Linked DNA regions of Homo sapiens: region 2 is linked to region 1. A link is an interaction called in ENCODE POLR2A ChIA-PET data of the cell type or tissue named here. Cell type or tissue: MCF 10A. All regions are shown on one strand. Each heading gives the region's core, and the rest is flanking DNA. Links, peaks and the distances in the headings are about the cores only. Region 1 overlaps TMC7 (transmembrane channel like 7). Region 2 overlaps TMC7 (transmembrane channel like 7).

Evidence for each region. Peaks named below come from ENCODE experiments on the same cell type or tissue, not always from the same donor. Only the 100,000 strongest peaks of a DNase experiment are listed, where the experiment ranks them.
Region 2: POLR2A ChIA-PET joins it to region 1 with 5 read pairs; 9 of 35 experiments call an interaction of 5 or more read pairs at or near these places.

What each region holds. Positions count from the first base shown.
Region 1 is chr16:19,000,532-19,003,441 of GRCh38, forward strand. The region is part of intron 1 of TMC7 (transmembrane channel like 7); the gene reads left to right. Among named protein-coding and RNA genes, the nearest start is that of TMC7, 18 kb to the left of the region's middle. In MCF 10A, for the core only: no CTCF peak of the experiment used is centred there; a DNase peak (open chromatin) is centred at 1,500.
Region 2 is chr16:19,057,793-19,060,702 of GRCh38, forward strand. TMC7 (transmembrane channel like 7) reads left to right here. Exons shown (of 16, transcript NM_024847.4): 15 at 1,624-1,702. Among named protein-coding and RNA genes, the nearest start is that of COQ7, 8.4 kb to the right of the region's middle. In MCF 10A, for the core only: no CTCF peak of the experiment used is centred there; no DNase peak of the experiment used is centred there.

The sequences.
Region 1 (2,910 bases), core at 143-2,642:
AGATTGATATCTACATCGACTTATCGGTAATATCAAATTGTGTGTGCATGCATGACATTTTATCATTTCATGAGAAGAAAAAGCAAAGCACATTTCTAATAGGGCTGGTTTGTGTAGAGTACCTGAAATAGGAAGAATGTGATATATGGTCAACATCCCAGTCAATATTTTTTGCCAGCTTTTTTTACCCTGTAAATTATTTTTGTTCCAGGTACGGTGGCTCACCCCTGTAATTTCAATACTTTGGGAGGTGGAAGCAGGTGCATTGCTTGGGTCCAGGAGTTTGAGACCAGTCTGGGCAATATGGTAAAACCCCATCTCTACTAAAAATACAAAAAATTAACTGGGTGTGGTGGCACACACCTGTAGTCCCAGCTACTTGGGAGGCTGAGGCCAGAGGATTGCTTGAGCCTGGGAGGCAGAGTGAGTGGAAATGGCACCACTGCACTCTAGTGTGGGTGACAGAGTGAGATCCTGTCTCAAAAATAAAACACCAAACAAAACAACAAAATGTTTTGTATTGTGAAAAAAATACATCATTCATATAGAGAAGAATAATATTCAAGGGTTAAATTCCTAAAATCTTTTACTCATTTTTTTGACACCCTTTCTTTCCTGGTATGTAAAGTACTTTGGTTGGCGTGGTGGGTGATCTAACCTATCTTGTATCCTCAGCATCAAATTCATTCATTCCTGAATTATTCATTCATTCAACTTAGAAGGTATTTATTAAGCATCTGTCCTGTACCAGGCTCTGTGCTAGACCCTGGTAATTCAGCAGTGACAGAAAGAGATAAGGTCCCTGCCTTCATAGAAGTTATAGAGTCAGAGACAACACACAAGTAAAAAATTAAAAAGGACAGAGTAGGCTGAGTGTGGTGGTTCACACCTATAGTCCCAGCACTTTGGGAGGCTGAGGTGGGAGGATCACTTGAGCCCAGAAGTTCGAGACTAGCCTGGGCAACATAACGAGACCTCATCTCTATTAAAATATATGCATATTAACTGGGTGTAGTGGTGCACACCTGTGGTCCCAGCTACTCAGGAGCCTGAGGCGAGGAGTATTGCCTGAGCCTGGGAGATCAAGGCTGCAGTGAGCTATGATGGTACCACTGCACTCCAGCCTGGGCAACAGAGCAAAACCTTGTCTTAAACAAACAACACAAAAAGGATGGAGTAGTAACAGGGGTGAGTGAGTGCGGTGGAGTGGGTACTTAGGAGCTATGTGGTGTTTGAAGGAGTGAGCAAAAGCTCATCAAAGCACAGAGCAAGTCTTCATCTTCTCCAGAGTCCCAACCTCCAGTCTGGAGTCTGGCCCAGAGAGAGGATCCACGCAAGTTGTCAAACAGAACTAATTCCCATAGCAGCTGGTGAGAGGCCTGGATCCAGTGACCTACAAGGTCCCTTTTTACCCAGAGTTTCCATGATACTTTGTGTGGGAAACAAACCCCTGCTGTGAACTCAGCACCAAATACGGTTGGGCAAGTTTCTTGGCTAGAACGCGGGGGAAGCTGGTGGTGGTTTTAGTGCCATTTAGATCATACTTGGCTGGTGCCCACATCCTGGGAGGTTCATGCCTGTTGGTAGGATGTGGTGTCCTGTGGGAAAAGTTGCCAAGAAAGGACCTCAGGATGCTCACCAGATGTACCTGCCTCTGCCACTGCTCATTCATTCATTCATTCATTCTTCAGATGGAGGGCCGCTTTTTTTTTTTTTTTTTTTAAGATGGAGTTTTGCTGTTGTTGTCCAGACTGAAGTGTGATGGAGTGATCTCGGCTCACTGCAACCCCCGCCTCCTGGGTTCAAGTGATTCTCCTGCCTCAGCCTCCCAAGTAGTGGGATTACAGGCATGCATCACCACGCCCGGCTAATTTTGTATTTTTTTAGTAGAGACAGGGTTTCACCATGTTGGTCAGTCTGGTCTTGAACTCCTGACCTCAGGTAATCCACCCGCCTTGGCCTCCCAAAGTGCTGGGATTACAGGCGTGAGCCACAGTGCCCAGCCCGGATGGAGGGCCTTCTGTGAGCAAGACACCGCTTTTAAGCCTCAGAGAGACTTTGTCCTTAACCTGGAAGAATAGTATATGGCAGAAAAATTGGCTATGCCTGGCCCTGCTCCCTCATGTCTCCTGGAATTACCCAGTCATCCTCCTACCTAAGTAATAATCTCCTAATTGCTGAAATCTGGCCCCAGTGACCAAGAAGTTCTAGGCATTCTTAGAGGCACCCCAATATCTGAAATATGCTACCTGCTCCTGTGCAGATGGTCAACAGCAGCCCACGCTGACCACAGGACTACAGTGGCCATCCCAACAGCAAGGCTCTTGGCTGGACCAATTCAGTAGAATGTCTGACAATAACTGTAATGAGATGATCTTATTCTTTAAGGATGAGAAGGACATCAAGGCTCTAAGTGGTGAAATGACCTGTGGTAAAACCAGGAGTCTGTCTTGACACTCAAGTCTTGGGCAAGTCACCATGCCTGGGCCTCAGTTTCCCTGTTGGAAAGCCAGAGCAGGCCAAGGGTGGTGGCTTATGCCTGTAATCCCAGCCCTTTGGGAGGCTAAGGCGGGAGGATCACTTGAGCCCAGGAGTTTGAGACCAGCCTAGGCAACAAAGCAAGACCCCGTCTCTACTAAAAACTGAAAAAGAAAAAAATTATCCAGGTGTAGTGGTGTGCATCTGTAGTCCCAGCTATTTGGGAGGCTGAGGTGGGAGGATCGCTTGAGCCCAGGAATTCAGGTTACACTCCAGCCTGGGCAATAGAGCAAGACCCTATCTCAAAAAAAATAAAAAATACCAGGGCAACGGCCGCCCCTACTGGGAAGTGAGGAGCCCCTCTGCCCGGCCAGCCGCCCCGTCCGGGAGGGAGGTGGGGGGGGTCAGCCCCCCTGCCCGGCCAGCCGCCCC
Region 2 (2,910 bases), core at 187-2,686, 57 kb after region 1:
GATAGGAAACCACCTTCCCTTCATTCAGTGAGGTTGCCTTCTGTTTTTATGAGGGCTTGCCCTCCATTCCATTTGCCCCTCTCCCCAAATATAATAACTTTAACCACCCCCATTTCAGATCTAGAGCTGCACAGAAGACAGAAGCCAGCAGTTGATTTTTTTTTTTTTTTAGGAGACAGTGTCTTGCTATGTTGCCCAGGTGGGTCTTGAGCTTAAGTGGTCCTCCCTCCTTAGCCTCCTGAGTAGCTGGGACACCAGGCACCAGGCACCTTCTACTACACCTGGATTTGATTGCTTTTAATTAAAATGATATTATCAGCCAGGCATAGTGGCTCACGCCTGTAATCCCAGCACTTTGGGAGGCCGAGGCGGGTGGATCACTTGAGGTCAGGAGTTCGAGAGCAGCCTGACCAACATGGTGAAACACCGTCTCTACTAAAAAATATATAAAATTAGTCAGGCATGTAATCCTAGCTACTTAGGAGGCTGAGGCAGGAGAATTCCTTGAACCCGAGAGGCAGAGGTTGCAGTGAGCTGAGATCGCGCCATTGCACTCAAGCCTGGGCAACGAGAGTGAAACTCCGTCTCAAAAATAAATAAATAAATAAAATAAATAAAATAATTTTATCCCAAGCTTGCAAACACTGGGTTTTATTATGTTTTCCCTATTTTACAAATGAGGAAATGGGCTAGAGAGCCTCCACAGTGATCATCCACGTGTTAATTACATGCTCAGCTGACTTTCTCAACCATGTCATTCTCTCTCTTTCTGTCATTCTGTATGTACAAGGCGAACATCTGCAAATTTTAATATTAAAAGTAAAAAGCAAGGCATAAGTCAGATTCTGCTGCCACTGCCAAATAAAAACTTCAGTAGCTGTTTCTTATACCCTCTGCTTGGAAGAGATGAGGGTTTTCTTTATTTTTTGTGGAGACAGGGTCTGGCTCTGTTGCCCAGTCTGGAGTATGGTAATGTGATCATAGCTCACTGCAGCCTTGAACTTCTGGGCTCAGATTCTCCCACCTTAGCTTCCTGAGTAGCTGGGGACTACAGGCTCACGCCACCATGTCTGGCTAATTTTACATTTTCTTTTCCTTTTTTTTAGACGGAGGCTTGCTCTGCCGCCCAGGCTGGAGTGCAGTGATGCGATCTCAGCTCACTGCAACCTTTGCCTCTTGGGTTCAAGGGATTCTCCTGTCTCAGCCTCCTGAGTAGCTGGGATTATAGGCGTCCACCACCACGCCCAGCTAACTTTTGTATTTTTAGTAGAGACGGGGTTTCACCATGTTGGTCAGGCTGGTCTCAAATTCCTGACCTCAGGTGATCCGCCTGCCTCGGCCTCCCAAAGTGCTGGGATTACAGGTGTGAGCCACTGCGCCCGGCCATATTTTATTTTTCTAGAGGTGGGGCTCTCCCTATGTTGCCTGGGCTGGTCTCAAACTCCCAGCCTTAAGTGATCCTTCTGCCTGGGCAAAGCACTGGTATTATAAAATGAGCCATCATGCCCAGCCTTCTTTTCTAACAAGAGTAAAACTGTTCCAAGGAAAAATATGTTGGGTTATTTTTCTATTGGCCTTCAGATGATCCAGACTCCCTTGTGACCTGTCTGTCTTGTGTTGCAGCCTCATCATGTTTTACTTCATTGCCTTAGCTGGAGCACACAAACGGGTGGTCATCCAGCTCCGAGAGCAGCTATCCCTGGTAAGGAAGCATAGCTCCAGAGGGTCATGGCTGGGGACATTTACCCAGGACACTGCAAGGAAAGTGCTGTTTTCCTGGGAGGGAGTGAAATTACTGCAGCCTTCTCTCACCACCACCTCCCCAAAACTCTGCCTTGAGGCCCAGCCGCGTCCAGCTTCATTAATTCACTGATTCATCCATTCCTTCAAGATGTGTATTAAGGGGGATGTGGTGGCTCATGCCTGTAATCCCAGCACTTTTGGGAGGCCGAGGCAGGCAGATTACTTGAGCTCAGGAGTTCAAGACCAGCCTGGCCAACATGGTGAAACCCCGTCTCTACTAAAAATACAAAAAGTAGTTGGGCGTGGTGGTGGGCACCTGTAATCCCAGCTACTTGGGAGGCTGAGGCAGGAGAATCCCTTGAACTCAGGAGGTGGAGGTCGCAGTGAGCTGAGATTGCGCTATTGCACTCCAGCCTGGGTGACAGAGTGAGACTCCATCTTAAAAATAAAAATAAAAAAAGATGTGTATTAAGTACCTACTCTGTGCCTTGTACTATGCTGGGTGCTGGGACGCTTTGGTGAACAAGAGACAAAGCTGCTGGGTAGTTAATAAGATAAATGCTGATTAATTATAGCTTCTATGAAGACAATAAAAACAAGGTAGAGTGACAAGCGGGCTATCAGTTACTGCAGATGCGGCTGTAGAAGGCTTCTTTGAGGAGGTGATTTTTTTTTATTTTTTTATTCAGGACGGGGTCTCACTCTCTCGCCCAGGCTGGAGTGCGATTGTGTGGTCATAGCTCACAGCAGCCTCAAACTCTTGGTCTCAAGCCATCCTCCCACCTTAGCCTCCCAAGTAGCTGGGACTACAGGCGTGCATCACCATGCCTGGCTAATTTTTAAATTTTTTATAGACATGAGGTCTCCCTATGTTGCCCAGGCTGGTCTTGAACTCCTGGGCTCAAGTGATTGTCCCCTCTCAGTTCCCCAAAGTGCTGGGATTACAGGCATGAGCCACTATGCCTGGACCCTAGCTGAGACTTGAATAATAGAGAGAGGAGCCCATTATCTGAGGTCCTATTTAAGGATGAAAGTAAGAGGCAAAGAGCACAGTAAAGAAATGAGCCAGGCACTTCAGGGGGACAGGAGGGAGGGGACAGTGTGGCCACAGGGTGGTGAGTGATGGGAAGAGGCAAGGTGATATTGTAATAGCAACCAGAGTCATCA